Linked DNA regions of Homo sapiens: region 1 is linked to region 2. A link is an interaction called in ENCODE POLR2A ChIA-PET data of the cell type or tissue named here. Cell type or tissue: MCF 10A. All regions are shown on one strand.

Region 1 (8,000 bases), 210 kb before region 2:
GAAGAAAATAAGGCATTTAGGTTTTAGGTCAGGTGTGAGTTGAAGAGGTTTTAAGTTTTTGAGAACACAGGCTAAGGGAGAAGGAGGAGGAATGGAAGGTGGAAGCTTATCCATAGTGAAGGGGCAAGCCCAGAGAAAAGAGTAGAGACACGGAGAAGGGGTGGGGGGTTCTTGCCCTCCAGAAAAGCAGAGAAGGGGTTGGGGCATGGAAATAAGGGATTGGGCACAGAGATAAGAGGTTGTGGTGCGGAAATAAGCGACTGGGGGGTTCTTGCCCCCTAGGGAAGCGGGACTTGCCGCTAAGGGTGAAGGAGAAGGGGTTGAGGGGTACTTGCCCCTGCCCCAGGAAAGGCAGAGAAGGGGTAGAGACAAGGAGAGAAGGGGTTGGGGTACTTGCCTCTTCCCCAGAAAAGCAGGACTTGCCGCTAAGGGTGAAGGACCAAGGCAGGCGTCCCTGCGTGGTTTGACACCCTTGAAACGTGGGTGTATAATCACAGAGGCGTCTCTGCAATGATTAAACACCAAGGGAAAGCTGCCTTCCCAGTCCGTGACCGGCGCCAGAGTTTTGGGTCCACGGACAAAACGTGTCTCTTTTGTCTCTACCAGAAAATGAAAGGAATTGAAATTAAGAGAAGAGAGAGATTGAAGTGTAGCGCCAAGATTGAAAGGAGAAAGAGGTTGAGGGATAGTGAGGGAAGCTGGAGAAGAGAGTAAAAAGAGGCCGCTTACCGGATTTGAAATTGGTGAGATGTTTCTTGGGCTGGTCGGTCTGAGGACCTGAGGTCGTAGGTGGATCTTTCTCACAGAGCAAAGAGCAGGAGGATGGGGGATTGATCTCCCAAGGGAGGTCCCCCGATCCGAGTCACGACACCAAACTTCATGCACGTCCGTGTGAAGAGACCACCAAACAGGCTTTGTGTGAGCAACATGGCTGTTTATTTCACCTGGGTGCAGGCGGGCTGAGTCCGAAAAGAGAGTCAGTGAAGGGAGATAGGGGTGGGGCCATTTTATAGGATTTGGGAAGGTAATGGAAAATTACAGTCAAAGGGGGTTGTTCTCTGGTGGGCAGGGGCAGGGGTCACAAGGTGCTCAGTGGGGGAGCTTCTGAGCCAGGAGAAGGAAACTCATGGGGTTAATCACTCAGTTAAGGTGGGGCAGGAACAAATCACAATGGTGGAATGTCATCAGTTAAGGCGGGGCAGGGCCTTTTCACTTCTTTTGTGATTCTTCAGTTACTTCAGGCCATCTGGGCGTATATGTGCAAGTCACAGGGGATGCGATGGCTTGGCTTGGGCTCAGAGGCCTGACATTCAGTGTTCCCAGAAGCTTCTCATCATTTATCTTCAGATGTGCTTGGACAGATAAATGACTTTTTTGACTAGAAAATCTCCCCCATGCTGTATGACTTCAGGGTTTGGTCTGGCCAAAGGCAGCAGAGAGAACTGACTCATTTTGTTTTTCTCTAAGGCCCGGCATGGTTTCTTCCTTCCCAAATGATCTATTTGGGATCCACCAGCAGTTGAGCCACCCAGAATTTATTCAGCAGAGTACCTGAGGTCCAAACCCATGCTCAAAAAAATTGTTTTTTGATGATGGATGATGTGATAGTATATGCTGCTTTTCCGTTATTATACCGAAGACAATGTAGATAATACAATGATATAATTTGACTACACGTGATGAAGTTGCTATTCAAAATATTGTACAGTGCTTACAACATGAGCATGACCAAAGTGGAGAGTGCAGCCAATCATTGTGGATGGCTGTGCAAACAGCTGGTGTCCCAGTAAGCAGTCGTGGGCTAGTATGTGCTAAAAACCTGACTCTCCCAAAAATCATGAAGCCCTGAGTCATAGTGCATGCTGATTTCTGAGGTAGAAACACTCCCACCACTGCCAGCTTCAAGCCACCAATGTGATATCAGTTGGCTTGCATATTTTCTGCAAATTTAACAATCAGCTCTTGCAAAGCCTATGTAAGCCTGTTCCAGCACAACACTGTCTGTAGCAGGAACATACCAGCTTAACATCATCCCTGCACACACACACTCACATACACATGGATACACAGATACATCCAAGAGGTACTTTTCTCTCTCTGAAAAATGTGAAGTTATAAATGACATATAGAAACAACTCAGCTAGGAATAAAGTGTCTGAGGTGTTACCAGATGAACCATCAGGGTTGTCAAGAGAAAAGCTGCAGTTTGACCATTTTCTGCTTCTCCATTGTAGCGAAGCTACAACTCAAGCTTCGTTTTCAAAATGCATTTCTCACCCAGTGCTTTTCTTTTCTTTTTAAAAAATACTCTTCAACTCGGGGGAAAATAATTTTGTACCCCAGCCACCAGTGAAGCTAGCTCAAAAGTCACTAATTTAAAAAACCATTTTCAGATTTGGTATGTGGGCAAAATAAGCGGAGGCTATAATCAGGAAATTCTGCATAAGAGCAAATGGATTTGAGGCGATTTTAACTCGGTGGGTAACGAATTCTACAGCATTATAGCTGGAATAATTCCTTGCAAGCCTTCTTGGGGAAGCTATGTTCTAAAAATGGTTGATGCTTCTATTAGGTCAGTGTTCTCCATTAATCCATGATCTATTTTAGAAGAAAAAACAATCCCATGTAGCCCGTGAGATTTTTGATTTGAGCACTTCGGTCAGAGGCCGATTATTTCTTTTTTACGAACAAGTCCAGAGTTGCTCCTTGCAAGTGAAGTCCTTACAAAGAATTCTAATAGGCATCCTGCTGAGTTGTTGTCTGTTCTTAAGTCTCTTTTCATTTGAATTGGAAAGAAATAGCAGTCAGCTGAAATACTGGTCTCTGGCAGTGCCCTTTGCAGAGCTAAAGAATAGCAACCAACGTCCATCATCACACATTATGACTAAATCATTTCAGTCAAGTTGCATGTAGCAGATAGATGGTGATTTTCACATTCTGCAGCTTCTGACAAATATTGCCTTATCCATCCGTAAACATCTCTATTGGTGCCTCTCTGGGTTCTGGAAAAGTAGTTCCGGCAGGGTAGCGCTGCGAAGAAATTAAAGTCAGACAAATACTTGTATCATCCTTTTTTGCTTTGATTTCTTTACATATCAAAATTAGTTTCTGATTCCCAGTTGGGAGACAATAATACAGTAGCTCCTAGTGGAAAACCTGTCTTCAGTTATATTTAGCAGGGAAATGAGTCAAACTATTGAGAGACTGCCAGCTTCATCATTATAGGATTATGCATTTTAATAGGACACAAGTTCGCAGGCCTTTGGGTGTGTTAGTTGCGTCATACGCATTTTATTTTTCCAAGCATCCTGAGGCTTGGAATCTACCTAGTTTTTAAAAGCCAGGTGTTGGGTGACCTTTGTTTCTTTTTGCTTCATTTTAATCACTTGATCCTTCTTACACGGTATCATTGAGGATGAGGGAATCGACACCGGCAAATTTAATTTGAAGGGCACCTCTATTTTGGAAGCTTTACAGGATGACTTAGCAGAGAAATTTCCTCTTCTTAGGCGCTGCTTAGATAATTCAGGCTTGCACGAAGAGGAGTCAGGCCCTACACTTGCAACTCTTCATTAGTGCAGCTGGGACTCGGTGAGAGAAAACGGGGACCTGGATATCTTCTTGGACTTGTAAGGCTAATTTTTGGAAACTGCCAAAATAGTTTAGTCATTTCAGAGGACCGTAAGGGCAGGCTTTCTGGGAGCCATTTTCCAGCTGTTGACCTTGTTTGCACAATTTCGATTATTTTCAAAATAATAAAAAGGTATTCAGAAGTTTATTACCCGGCTTCCTATGGTGTTCTGTATATGTTTCTCGTGAATCGAATCTGTAAGAGGGTCTCCTAGGAGTGGTGTTTTTATGTAAAGCTTTTGCACACACACCCAAGAAGAGCTTCACTGAACTTTTTGCAAGAGAGACACCTGTTTACTGGCTTCGGCATCAAAATTCATTTCTCTGTTTTTATATAAGGATGGTCTTTGTTTTCAAAGGACATTCGTTACCCGTTAAAATACTGTATTTTCAAGTTCCTGATGCTTAAACATATTTAGGAAATGTCAAAAAGAGCAAAAACCAAGTCTTCATTTTAAATGCATTGCTTTACGGAGAAAAGGGGGAGTAAGAGAAGGAGTGTGTGTATCATGATTAATATTGAATGCTAAGGTTGTTTACTTTCCTTTGGACTTGGCCAAGTAAATGTAAATCTGGTAGAATAGAATCCATGAGGCATATAATTAATGGTGTGGTGTTTATTTCCTGTGAAGAAACTATATCATTTATTCTAGAATAAAAAAGGAGATACAAACTTTTCTTCCTTCTTGTGATGTGAAACAGAAGATAGATGGTAATTTTAGAAAACATTGCTTAAACCTCCAGGAAACAAAATGTCTCAGGAAGGTTTAAGAGCATTGTGGCAGTGATTCACAGCAAGTACAGATTTTCAAAGGAAATCTACTAGTTAGAAATTTAAGTTTACAAAATAAATGAAGAAATCTCTCTAGTATTCTTTTAAATGGTCCCTTCTCCTCTTGCACCATTCAATTCAGTGTTAGCTATTCTGGTTGTCTGATGTCGGTATTTTCTGCAGTCCTTGTCTTCTATAATGTGAGGCACACCTGTGTCTAGTATGACTCTTAGAAGGCAATTGTCTTTCTTTTTAATGAGCCAGCTTTTTGAGCAACAAATATGAAGAAGAAGGAAAAAAATGACTATGAAATCAGAAACATTCCTGTGGACAGAAAGAGGTACTTTAGAGAAAGGTAACATATCCCTCTTATAGTGAATTCAACTCATTCTGCAACAGCGTAATAGGAGGAAAAAATTTCTTGGAGACCCCGCATGTTTGCCTTGAGTTATGAGTATCAATAACATTAGCCGTAACTGCAGAGAGAACCGTTAGTTGTATGAACATATAATTCTATCAAAAAGTAAAGCTCACTAAGCTACTTGGGGAAAACAGTGTCTACAGTAATGAGTCACCAAAACTCACTGTGTTATGTTAAAAGCCCGTGTTCAACCCATTTATTGTTTTTTTCCTTTTTAATTTCATGGAGTGTTTCCTGGGTCTTGCCTTATGGCCCAAGCTAACTAAGGAGATCCACGTGGCATTTCATGAACCCTCATTTATTCATACTTTGTTCATAGTCTATCTTTCTTGACACTTCTCTGTTTTCATAATGAAGCAACTCTCATCTCAGGACAAAGTTGGTCTTTTCTCAAATGAATGAGTTTCTTTATTTTTATTTTTTGAGGTAGGGTCTCACTCTGTCACCCAGGCTGGAGTACAGTTGAATTGTATAACCATGGCTCATTGTAGCCTCGAACACCTTGGCTCAAGGGATCCCCCCACCTCAGGCTCTGAGTAGCTGGGACGACAGGCATGCACCACACACAGCTAATTTTTTAACTGTTTGTAGAGACAAGGTCTTGCTATGGTGCCCAGGCTTGTCTGGAACTCCTGGCCTCAAGTGATCCTCCTGCCTCTGCCTCCCGAAGTGTGGGATTACAACCGTAAGCCACCGCACTCAGCCGAGTTTCTTTATTTTTTATCTCTTCTTGTTTCTTTTCTGCTCCCAATTCATTTTGTTTGTTTGTTTGTTTGTTTCTCTTTTTGGTCCTGGAGATCTCCCTGTTATCCTCCAACTACAGAAATAGTATTCATTCTTGAAGGTGAGGTTCACATCCTACCTTGTCTGGGAAATTCTTCAAACTTTACTGGCTGTGTCATTAATTTGGCACAGCCAGTTGTATTTTGTTATCTGTTTTTTGTTTGTAAAATCACCAACCAGATTGGAGGTTCTTGAGAGCAGGCATTCAGGGGCCCCCAAATTATACATCGTTGGCTTTATCAGTATTTGCCATTCAATTTATAAAAAGGCTATTCTGATAATATCAGAGACAAAGAAAGGACATAAGGCTGATTTAGGCGATAGCCTGGTAATACTTTTCTGTGCTTTTTTCAGTGCTTAAAAAAATGCTGCATATGGTTTATTGGCACTTTGATGATGCCCGACTAAGAATAGGCATTCTCATGAAACTGTCCGCAGGAATGCTTATAGCTTTCTTTGGAGAAGTTATCACTTATTCTGAACTAAGCAAGTCACCCCAAAATAGCAGAGTGAAAGTACTTACTTTGCCTTTTCTGATGTTCCTTTGGATCTTGGATTGCTCAATTTGGTTAATTCATTTTGTTCCTTCTAGTCTACCTGAATGAACTTCAAGCCAAAGAATTTTAAATGTTTTCACAGATGGTCTCAGAGACCTTAGAAACAGCTTGTGTCATTTCACATTCCATCATTTCACAGATAAAGAAATTGAGGCCCGGAGAAACAGTCATATGTGCAGGCTGGTCTTGGCTTCTTAGTACCCTGCCAGCTCAGTGCTTTCGTCACTATACCAAGTGGTCGCCTGTCATTAGCTACCTGCATTTTTCTATTTACTGTACTTCATTTGACAAATCATTAAAAATAGATAGCACAACACTGGCTTCAGGACTAATCTTTGAGCGGCCCCATTATTTTTAGCTTCCCATGTGGAGAACTGGCTATTTATTCCTGGGCTTTGGTTCCTCTCAGTTAAGAAGGCTTTAATCACGACAGAACTTCACCTTTTACCCCATAGTTACCGACTTGCCTGCCTGGCCTTAATAGCCTCCTATGAGAGAGACCTTCTCAACAGCCTTTAGAAAGTCTAAATAAATTATGCCCACAGATTCCTTTTTATCTGCTGTTTTTAGCACACAATTTTCCCAAACAAAAAACCAGGCCAGAGGGCACGTTCGTCTTGGTAGGTGCTTTGAAATGCCTTGCTGTGGAATTTATTCTTGTGCTTGCGTATAGGTGGATGCTTGTCTGGGTTCGGGGCTGGGGCTGTGGAGAACAGCAGCCACAGCTCTGAAGTGAAAAAAAATCCAGCCCTACAACTGATTTCTCTGTCTACAAGATGCCAGGTGACCAGTTCCACTGCAATTTTTTAGGGCCAGCCCTTTTGGTGGTGGTGTTTTTTTTTTTTTTTTTTTTTTTTTTTTTTTTTTTTTTTTTAGTCCTCTGAACACTGGGCTCCTCAAAGTCACCTCTGCTATGAGGGCTTTTGGACTTCCATTCTTTCATCCCAATCCCCGCTCAGTCCCTAAAGCAAGTAGGAGGATGTCTTTGTTTTTTGAGGCTTCCTGGTTATTGTACAAATGTCTATCATGGAACTGTAGCACCTTTGACATTTCTTTATTTACCTGTGGGTTTCACTGGACTGGTCACACTTTCCCTGCTATATGCCAGTGCCTAGGAGAGTGACTGCCATATAGTCAGGCTCAATCAATGTCTGCCTAGGGAGTGAACTGTGTATCTCCAGTGCTTAGTGTAGGGTTGCAGTATATAGTGTTTGAATGAACACATGAATAAATAGAGTTGAGTTGCAATGGTTAAGGGTAGTATGCCCACTCCTAGCTGAGTAACCATGAGTGAGCTGCTTACCCAACCTCTTTAAGCCTCATCTTCCTCATCTGTATAATGGGGATAATAATAATATTACTTACCTGATAGGGTGATGGTGAGGATTAAGCCATAAAATTCTTAGAACAGTTCTCAGTTACAGTTTGAAATTATTTTATTTTCTGAATCAAAATGATGTAAATTTCCTCTCCCCTCCACCTACACCCATGGCAGAAATGAACATGGATCCTGCTGGAGGGCTGTGGAAGGTAGGGAGATTTGTAGTCATAACTGTTCTGAATTATCCAAGACATAGTGGCTTCAAGAATACCCGAGCTTGTTAGATGACTTTTGAAAACTAGTTACCATTTTCATAGTTCTTACAATGTGCCAGGCAAGTTACATATGCGATGTCATTTATTCCTCAAAACAAATCTTTAAGGATAAGCATTATTCTTCCCATTCTGCAGCTGATGACGTGGAAGCTGAGAGAAGTCAAAGGCCAAGGTCTTGCATGAGTAAATGGCAGAGCCAAGAGTGGGTTTAGGGTCTTGCCATTCTTTCTGTGGGACTGTA
Region 2 (8,000 bases):
CATGGGGAAGCCTAGGAAGGGAAAGTGGTGTGGGACACTCTACTACTCAGGATCTATTTTCAAGGTCGATTGTAGGGATCAATAATTGAACAGTGAGTTTTAAATATGAAGTGCCATATAAATGCTAAATAGACTTGTAATTGATGGAGACTCTAACATTTCAGATGCCGTAAGTTGGGATGGGAATGAATAGATATGAAAGCTTATTCCATAAATACCATGATGAAGTAACACATTCATTTGTTCAACAAATATTTATCCAGTGCCTCCTAGGAGCCAGATATTATGGTAGATGCTAGAGATACCAAGTGAATAACCACAAAAATAATGCTAAGCCTCCTTCCCACCCACAACCCCCAATCCACAGAAGTTGCATTCTTATGGAGAGAGGTGATAAGCAAACGAATAAAAGTGTGTGTGTGTGTGTGTGTGTGTGTGTGTGTGTGTGTGTGTATAATGAAATGGTGTTAAGTGCTATGGAGAGAAATAAAGTAGAGGGGGTATAAGGAGTTGGGGAAATGTGAAATTTTAAATAAAGCAGACTAGACAAGGCCTGCTGGGGGCCATATTTTAATAATTAATTATTACCAATAAGTTTCAATTTTCCAAATGAAAATCAATTTCAGCCTAGGGTAAAAAAATGCCTTTTCTGTTACCTACATATCCTTTCTAGCAATGGCATTTATGGTCTCAGGTGTGTGTGTGTGTGTGTGTGGTGTGTGTGTGTGTGTGGTGTGTGTGTGTGTGTGTGTGTGATTTTTATAGCTCCCACATTAGGATTTGTTTTTACCAATATTTCCAAGGTCCAAAAGTTCACTAGTACTTTTTTCTAATTCTTTCCAGTATTTTAAATCTTCCTCTTCCCATCTTTTTCTCTCAACACATCCTTTTTTTTCCCCTAAGTTTAGCAGCATCTTCTGGCCAAAGTTACTGCTGTATGTGCTCCCAGAAATTCAAATTCAGTGAACCTTGGGAACTCATGGATGAACCCCAGGCTCCACTGGGTGTTCATGAAAATGTGCACAGCTGTGACTTACTGGTCAAGAGTCCAGGCTCTGGATTCAGCGCTGAGATCTTGTACAAGTTATTTGATCTTTCTGGGCCTCAATTTCCTCATCTGCAGAATGAGGATAATGATTCCTCCTGCAGAGAGCTGTGTTGTGAATTCAATGCGTGGTCCATGGATGGACAGGATACAGCACATTGGCTAACCTATATATAATAGGCTCAAGAGATGTTAGGTGCCCACCTCCTGATTTTCTTCTCATTCTAAGTATTGAAAGATAATTAGTATAGTATAATAATACTTATTATTAGAACTTAATCTTAGAACTAGAGTGGATTGTGGAAATTATTTGGCCTAATGGTTTTAAAATTAATAAAATTATTTTTTAATCAATAGAAGAAACCCTAGTTTTTCCCAGTGAAATTCAGCTAGGAACACTTGTACATAAGGAAGATAATTGGGATTAAGCTTGTTGAAATGGGAGGAAGATGTCTGGATACTCTCAGCATATGTCCCTTGAGACCTCAACCCTCTCTTCTCTCACAGGAGCACCCTCTAAGGCACTTGGAGAAATACTAGAACTTCTTAGCTTTTTTAAGCTAACCAAGGCAATTTAGGCATATGGGAAAGAGACTGACTCTAATCTTCCATCAGAGGCTGTGCATCCTCAAATTCTCCTTGTAAACAGTCAATCACAACTGCCTTCTCCATAGAAAAATTTGAAGTAGAGGACAGTCTTATCCCACCTGCTCTATTTCCTTCCCTTTTTGTCTTCTATTGAATTTTTTCCTTCCAGTGTCACCAGTGGCTATCTACTTGGCAAACCTAATAAATTTTTCATCCTCTTTAATCTCTATGCAGCATCTACAATTGACAGTCTCATCCATTCTGAAACTCTATCACCCTGGGTTTCCATGATCCTATAGCAAAGGCTTGAAGCCAATCATCCTTCTAAATGATAGCTTTGATTACTTCACTCCCTCTCTCAGAAGTCCTCCATGGCTCCCTATTGCCTGCAGAACCAACTGTACACACTACAACTGATATTCAAGGCCCTTCATAATCTATCCAGTATTAAGCTTTCCTTCTAACCTTAAATTTTGTGACTGACCTAGATTATTGTCTGAACATGCTCTACACTTCCAAATTGTGTTTTTGAAGCTGAGAAGGTCTACTTATAGCTGGGGAAAAAATAAGGCTGGTAGTAAAGAAGATGTGAAAGAGAAAAGACTATTTCATCTGGACCTGGTAAGGTGAGTCAGATCGAAAATAATAGGGATGACAGAAAGAAACTGACATACCCACTGCCATTCATTAAGAGTCTTGGAGTATGTGTCTTTGTCAACCCTACTAGACGGAAGTCATTTGAGATCAGGGATCAATGTGTTATTCATCTTCAGAGCTACTATTGTACCCAACTCACAACTCGGTTCATTATAATCTTCAACAAATGAATGCACAAAAGAAGAAATGATTGACTCAATTTGAAGTCTAGAAAACTTTAAAAAGTTACACAAGTGAATACAGTATATTAATTAACAGATTCAACCATTTGCAAAATGAAAAGTAATATAGCAATGTGCTTTTATTATCCAATTTCCTAATGTGTTTTTGTGTTTATAAATGATGCAATTATGCTATTACAATGTATTTGTGTTCATTAATAATTTTGAACAGAGGAAAACCAATGCCCTGTTGGAAGTATTTGTATACCTGGCCTTTTTATCATGGCTTTTCCAGAGGAAGCTATATCAGTTATTTTTTGCCAAATAATGCTATATCACAAAGCACTCTAAAACTTAATGGCTTGAAGCAACCACCATTTATTATTGCTCATGATCTAAGGGTTTTCTGTGCAGTTCTGCTGCTAGGCCAGGCTCTGCTGATCTCAGCTGGGCTCACTCTTGCATCTGAGCCAGCTGGTGGGTCAGCTGGGGGCTGGCAGGTCATGTGAGCAAGGATGCCCTTGGCTTTGCTTTAAGACTATTGACCGAAGCAAGGGACAAGGCACTTTTGCCACAGTCTATTGGCTAAAGCAAGGGACAAGGCAGCTGAGATTCAAAGGGTGGGGAAACCAACTAAACTACCTCATATGGTGGGAGTCATTGCAGAGTCACATGGCAAAGGAAATAGATACAGGGAGGGACAGAGAATCGGGGACTTCTTTGTAATCAGTCTGCCATAGAAGATCTACATGCCTCTTTAGTTTCTCTTGAGATTAAGAAGGAAACTAGGGACGATTCTTGAAAGACCCTGGGCTTCCTTTTTCTGTTGAGGCTCAAGTTGCTACTTGAAGGTGCTCAAAGTGTTGCCATTCGACCTGCCCCTGAATCAGGTTCAATTCTTTAAAACCTAATTTCATATTCTGTCCTTTTCATGCCCTCTTCATTTCTTATCTTCTAGCCCAGGAAATGATAGATCAGTTGATTGTTGCCTTTGTGTCTATAATGAGTATAGAAGAAAAAAAGACTGGGAAATTCATAAGAAACAGATACATGGAGAAACTTAAAGGAGGCATCTTTCGGTTTGCCTCTTTCTGGGCTTGCTTTATTAAAGGCAAAATCTGGAAGAAAATAAAGTCTGCGGGCATCTTTTTTTGGCTTGGGCAGGATCTAACTAGGTGTGTGAGGGCATCCGGGGGCGGGGAAACGAATGGAAGTGCTGATCTGGGATATTGGAAGGCACCAGAAAGAAGGGACTGATCAATAGCTATTTTTCAACTGCGTAGCATAATTTGTGTCAGGCTGCTGAAATGAGTTAGTGCTTCATAGTTAATGGCTGTGAGCACATTCCTTTATTGCAGCACTCTCCAAAATGTTTGCCGTCAACAATTCTAAAAGGCTGTGAGTGACTCACAGCCAAAGTGAGTAATGCACTGGAACTTCGTGAGCTGGGGCCTCTTCTCCGAAAACCTTCCCCTTGGACACCATGTCTCTGTATTTACATCTCCGGCTTGGCTGCTCCTCAAATCATCTAGTCTTCTTGCCATCTTGTTTGGATATCACTCTTCTTTCAAGCCTCTCTTCCTTTATTTGGGGATTTCCTGGTTCCACCACTCAACCCTTTCTTAGGCTCTACACAAACACCATTCGCTTATTATATAAGGGTGGTCCATGGACGAGTAACATAGGCATCATGGAGGAGCTTATGAGAATGCAGAGTTCTGGGCACGACTCCAGACATACTGAATCAGAGTCTGCATTGAAACAAGATACCCAGAAGATCTGTGTGAACAGGAAGATTTGAGAAACACTGGACTATTTCATAAACATTGATTTTCGCCCCTGCTATTTCCATTCCCTCACTTTTAACGTCCTCAGGCCCTTTTATCTCTTACCTTAGGTTGGAAAATACCTCCCCCTAGCTTTTCACCAGTGATCCTAAAGTGTGATGAGCTGCCAAGTCAAGGATTGAAATAAAGTCCCATTAGAAGGTTTGCTTTTTCAAGGTTGTGTATTTGCTTGGGTCATTGGAAACTGGTGGTGGCTGTTTTCTTCCTCTGTAACGTGGGATAAACCATGAAGAAGTCTGAAAATTACACAATTCTATAAGCAAAGTCCACACTATCTTACCTTCACTGTGCTCTAGTGTTAATCAAGCCTTTCTGCCAGAAGAATGGGTGTTGTGTGTGACTCGAGGCATATTAGAAACATGTTCCAATGTAAATAGCTCCCACATGAGTGAGTTACACCCATTCATTGAGTGCTCACCTTGAACCACGTGCCATACATGGGCGTTGCATGTTCACACTGTGATTTAATATGCACATCAGCCCAGTGAAGTATGATCCCCATTTTCCAGATGATGAAATTGAGGCTCAGGGAAGGGAAGTAAATTGCCCAAAGTTACACAGCTGGTGAACTGCAGTATTTGAAAGAGGCTACATTTTTAAGTACCGTGTGATTTCTCCATCTGCAGATTCCTTTCTTTAGCTGTAAAAGGCTTTTTCCTCAGGGTTTACTGGGCATATATTTTTGGGGAGAGGCGTTGCACCAAGCTAATTGTTGACCTTCTTCCACATCTCGTCACAGGTATACAAACAGCCCCATTCCTGCTTTTGTCTTTATTGTCTGATTCACATGCTTCCTCCAGTTTGATGTTCCTTCTGATTGCTTCCAATGAGATGTCAGCTCTCTCTCTGAATTGTGTTGCCCACAGTCCTCTGGAAGCTCTACTTCCTTGTGGAATTACCACTCTAACAAGGACGGTCCATCCTTTGCTTCCCTCTTCTCCCTTTGCTTTGCCTGGCACTGTGCCTGGCAGATCACAAATAACACGTATTTGTTCAGTGAATTGAATCTGAGCTGATTTCTCTCTGACAGGGACCTTGGGAGTGTCAGAGCCCAAGTGGGGGAAAGGTTGTTGACAGAGGAGAATTTTCCACACAGCCTATTTCACACTTTTTACCAAGGACCTGCACAGATCTCTCTTAAAATACAGTCCACAAAGCACTGAAGCTGCAAGAAGGATGAGTAGGAGATAAAGTATGTGATAAACCCCTATAGCCACCCGGGCCTGGCCTCCACGAAGAGGGCGCCCACTCTACTGTTAAGGAGCTTTTGCTGCTTAAACATCTCACTAGCGGAACTCAACTAGGAAGAAAGCAGAAAACATGTAAAACTTCCTCTTGGAAAGCTATTCTGTCTTTGATTTTTCAGAATGTCTTCAAGTGATTTGAGTCTATTTTTAATACCTGTGAGACATGATGTTGTGAGGAGAGCTAAATATAGGGGCCACATCCCCCTTTCTTTTATTCATCGGCCTTAATCTTCCTAGGAGGAAAAGAAAATGCACACGATGTTTCACCACGGAGTGGTGACGTTTGGCCTGACGGGCCCGGCTGAAAGGAAATTCATAAATACTGTGTTGGAAATAAAGATAATGAATGGATGCTTTTTGGAGAAAACGTTAAGTGGGAGTTTATTTATGTTAAACCTCCCCTGTCTGCTGAAGACTGCGAGATAGTTCCTCTTGTTTTCCTCGGGGTCCTTTGGGGACAGCAGTCAGCCTGTGTTACTAGAGTAGGCTTCAGCACCCTACCAACAGCCTCCAGAAGAGCAGGACACTCAGCCAAAAATAACACACAGCATCAAAGCGGCAGCTATAATTCCGGTTCATTTTATACTGACGAGGCTTTTTTTTTTTTTTTTGGAAGAAGGCATTAAGCGCATCTTAAAAGCAAAACAACTTTGTGAGTACTCATTGGACCAGAAGGAGAGACTAGTGCTTCTTGCAGCAGCTGTGAGCCCGAGGGCTCTGTGTTGGAGGGCTCTGCTCTCTGTCCTGGGTGCTCTTTCGTGCTTTTCTGTATCCTACACACCTTCAGGCTCCACATTTCCATTCGTTTTGGGTGGATCTCTATATTATCAGCATCTGGGATATGGGTTGCAGAAGTCCCTGAAGTGAGTCTTTAATCTGGTGCCAGGTGCGGATACCACCTTGAGTCTTTTGTTGAGGAGCTGATTGAGAAGGGAAGGCAGTTGAGAGTGTGGCTAATGGAGAGGGCTCTGGAACTACCCACTCGGCCAAGGCTTCCCCCTTTCAAAGCCATGAAAAGTTTTGGAACTTAATTCTACTTTTCCATGCTTCGGTGTCCTCATCTGCAAAATGGGAATGATGGTGATATCATGCAGAATTGTTTTAAACATTGAAGCGCATGGGGTGTTGCAGCTGGTCAACATTTTTGAGCCTCTGAGCTTATCATTGCAACAAACAGTGAGGCCAGGGCAATTTCTGGCAAGGTGGCATGATTTCAAGCCCCTGGTTTGATATGTTTACTATGGTTTAACAACCATCTCCAGGGCAGACTTGGCTTAATTTGGTTTCTAAATCTGTTCACACTCCTGATTCGCAGTGTTGTTTTCAGTGGGATGGCAGCCTCGGCTTTAGCTGGGAAGTTGTATCTACAAGTGTTGTATCTGTGCTCCATGTGGGCTGCCTTCTGGAGAAGAGGCCTCCCACTCTTTGCCTCCCTGCCGTTCCTCTATAAATAAAAGCAGCCCACAATCCCTGCCAGGAAGATGGAACCTCAACTGGAAGTATTTGAGGATGTCTTCCAATGAGGTGGAAATCAAAAGTTCCCGGATAGCACTCTTTCTGCCCAAGTCCAAGAAATACAATCCCCACCCACTCCGTAAGCCTTCTAAAAGAAGATGTAGTTTTGCATCTCTTTGCTGTTAAATGCAATTCGGAAAGACTTAACATGTCAGCTGCTCTGGGATTGTCCTACCTCCAAAGGGGACCCTGGAAGAAACAGGGCCTCAGGAGCTATTAGATCAGAAGGACCCTTGTCCCCAAATTTCTCTGTTCATACAAATCAGTGACTGAAGTCTAGATGAGGAGAGTTTATTAGCCTGTGTGGACATCAGTGTTGTGTATTAGTCTGTGTGGACATCACTGTTGTGTAGGTATCCATGGATATTTGGATTTGGAAATGAGCCTGAAAAAAAAGAAAGGAATCTATAGTTTAGGGTACCATGAATTGTTCCCTGTCCTGTGGTCTGTACTGAAGTGAAACATTTTAGAAACTATTGTATTTTAAATACCACCATGATACTCTTGTTTTAGTGGCACCCACTGAAGGTGGGACAGGGTCTCCATGCTGCTCTTCTCCAACGACACTGTGACAAGAATGGTGATTATTGGAGCTGAAGCTATGTTGGGGCAGGGGGTTGGGATTGGATGGATCCCTGGGGTCGTGCAGCCATATTCTCCTGCCCAGAGAGCTGATCTTACTTGCAGCTGTAATGGTTGCTTATCTGTCTTTCCCTCTCACAAGACCATGAGGGCGTGGATGTGTTTTTCTCATCTCTCAATCGTTAGTTCTCACAAGACCATGAGGGCGTGGATGTGTTTTTCTCATCTCTCAATCGTTAGTACCTAGCACCATTCTTAGCACACAGTAGGTATTTAATTTGTGCTTTTCGAATCCATGAACGTATTCTGGGACAAAAACAAAATGATGTAAAAACATGACTTTGCATCTGTTTACTCA

The links. ChIA-PET counts read pairs that join two places held together with the same protein. Peaks named below come from ENCODE experiments on the same cell type or tissue, not always from the same donor. Only the 100,000 strongest peaks of a DNase experiment are listed, where the experiment ranks them.
Region 1: POLR2A ChIA-PET joins it to region 2 with 8 read pairs; 2 of 35 experiments call an interaction of 5 or more read pairs at or near these places.

What each region holds. Positions count from the first base shown.
Region 1 is chr4:24,316,593-24,324,592 of GRCh38, reverse strand. It overlaps a transcript of PPARGC1A not described here. Among named protein-coding and RNA genes, the nearest start is that of MIR573, 200 kb to the left of the region's middle. RefSeq lists an enhancer at 2,321-3,120. In MCF 10A, no CTCF peak of the experiment used is centred here; a DNase peak (open chromatin) is centred at 3,232.
Region 2 is chr4:24,101,752-24,109,751 of GRCh38, reverse strand. It overlaps a transcript of PPARGC1A not described here. Among named protein-coding and RNA genes, the nearest start is that of PPARGC1A, 220 kb to the right of the region's middle. In MCF 10A, no CTCF peak of the experiment used is centred here; DNase peaks (open chromatin) are centred at 3,871 and 4,211.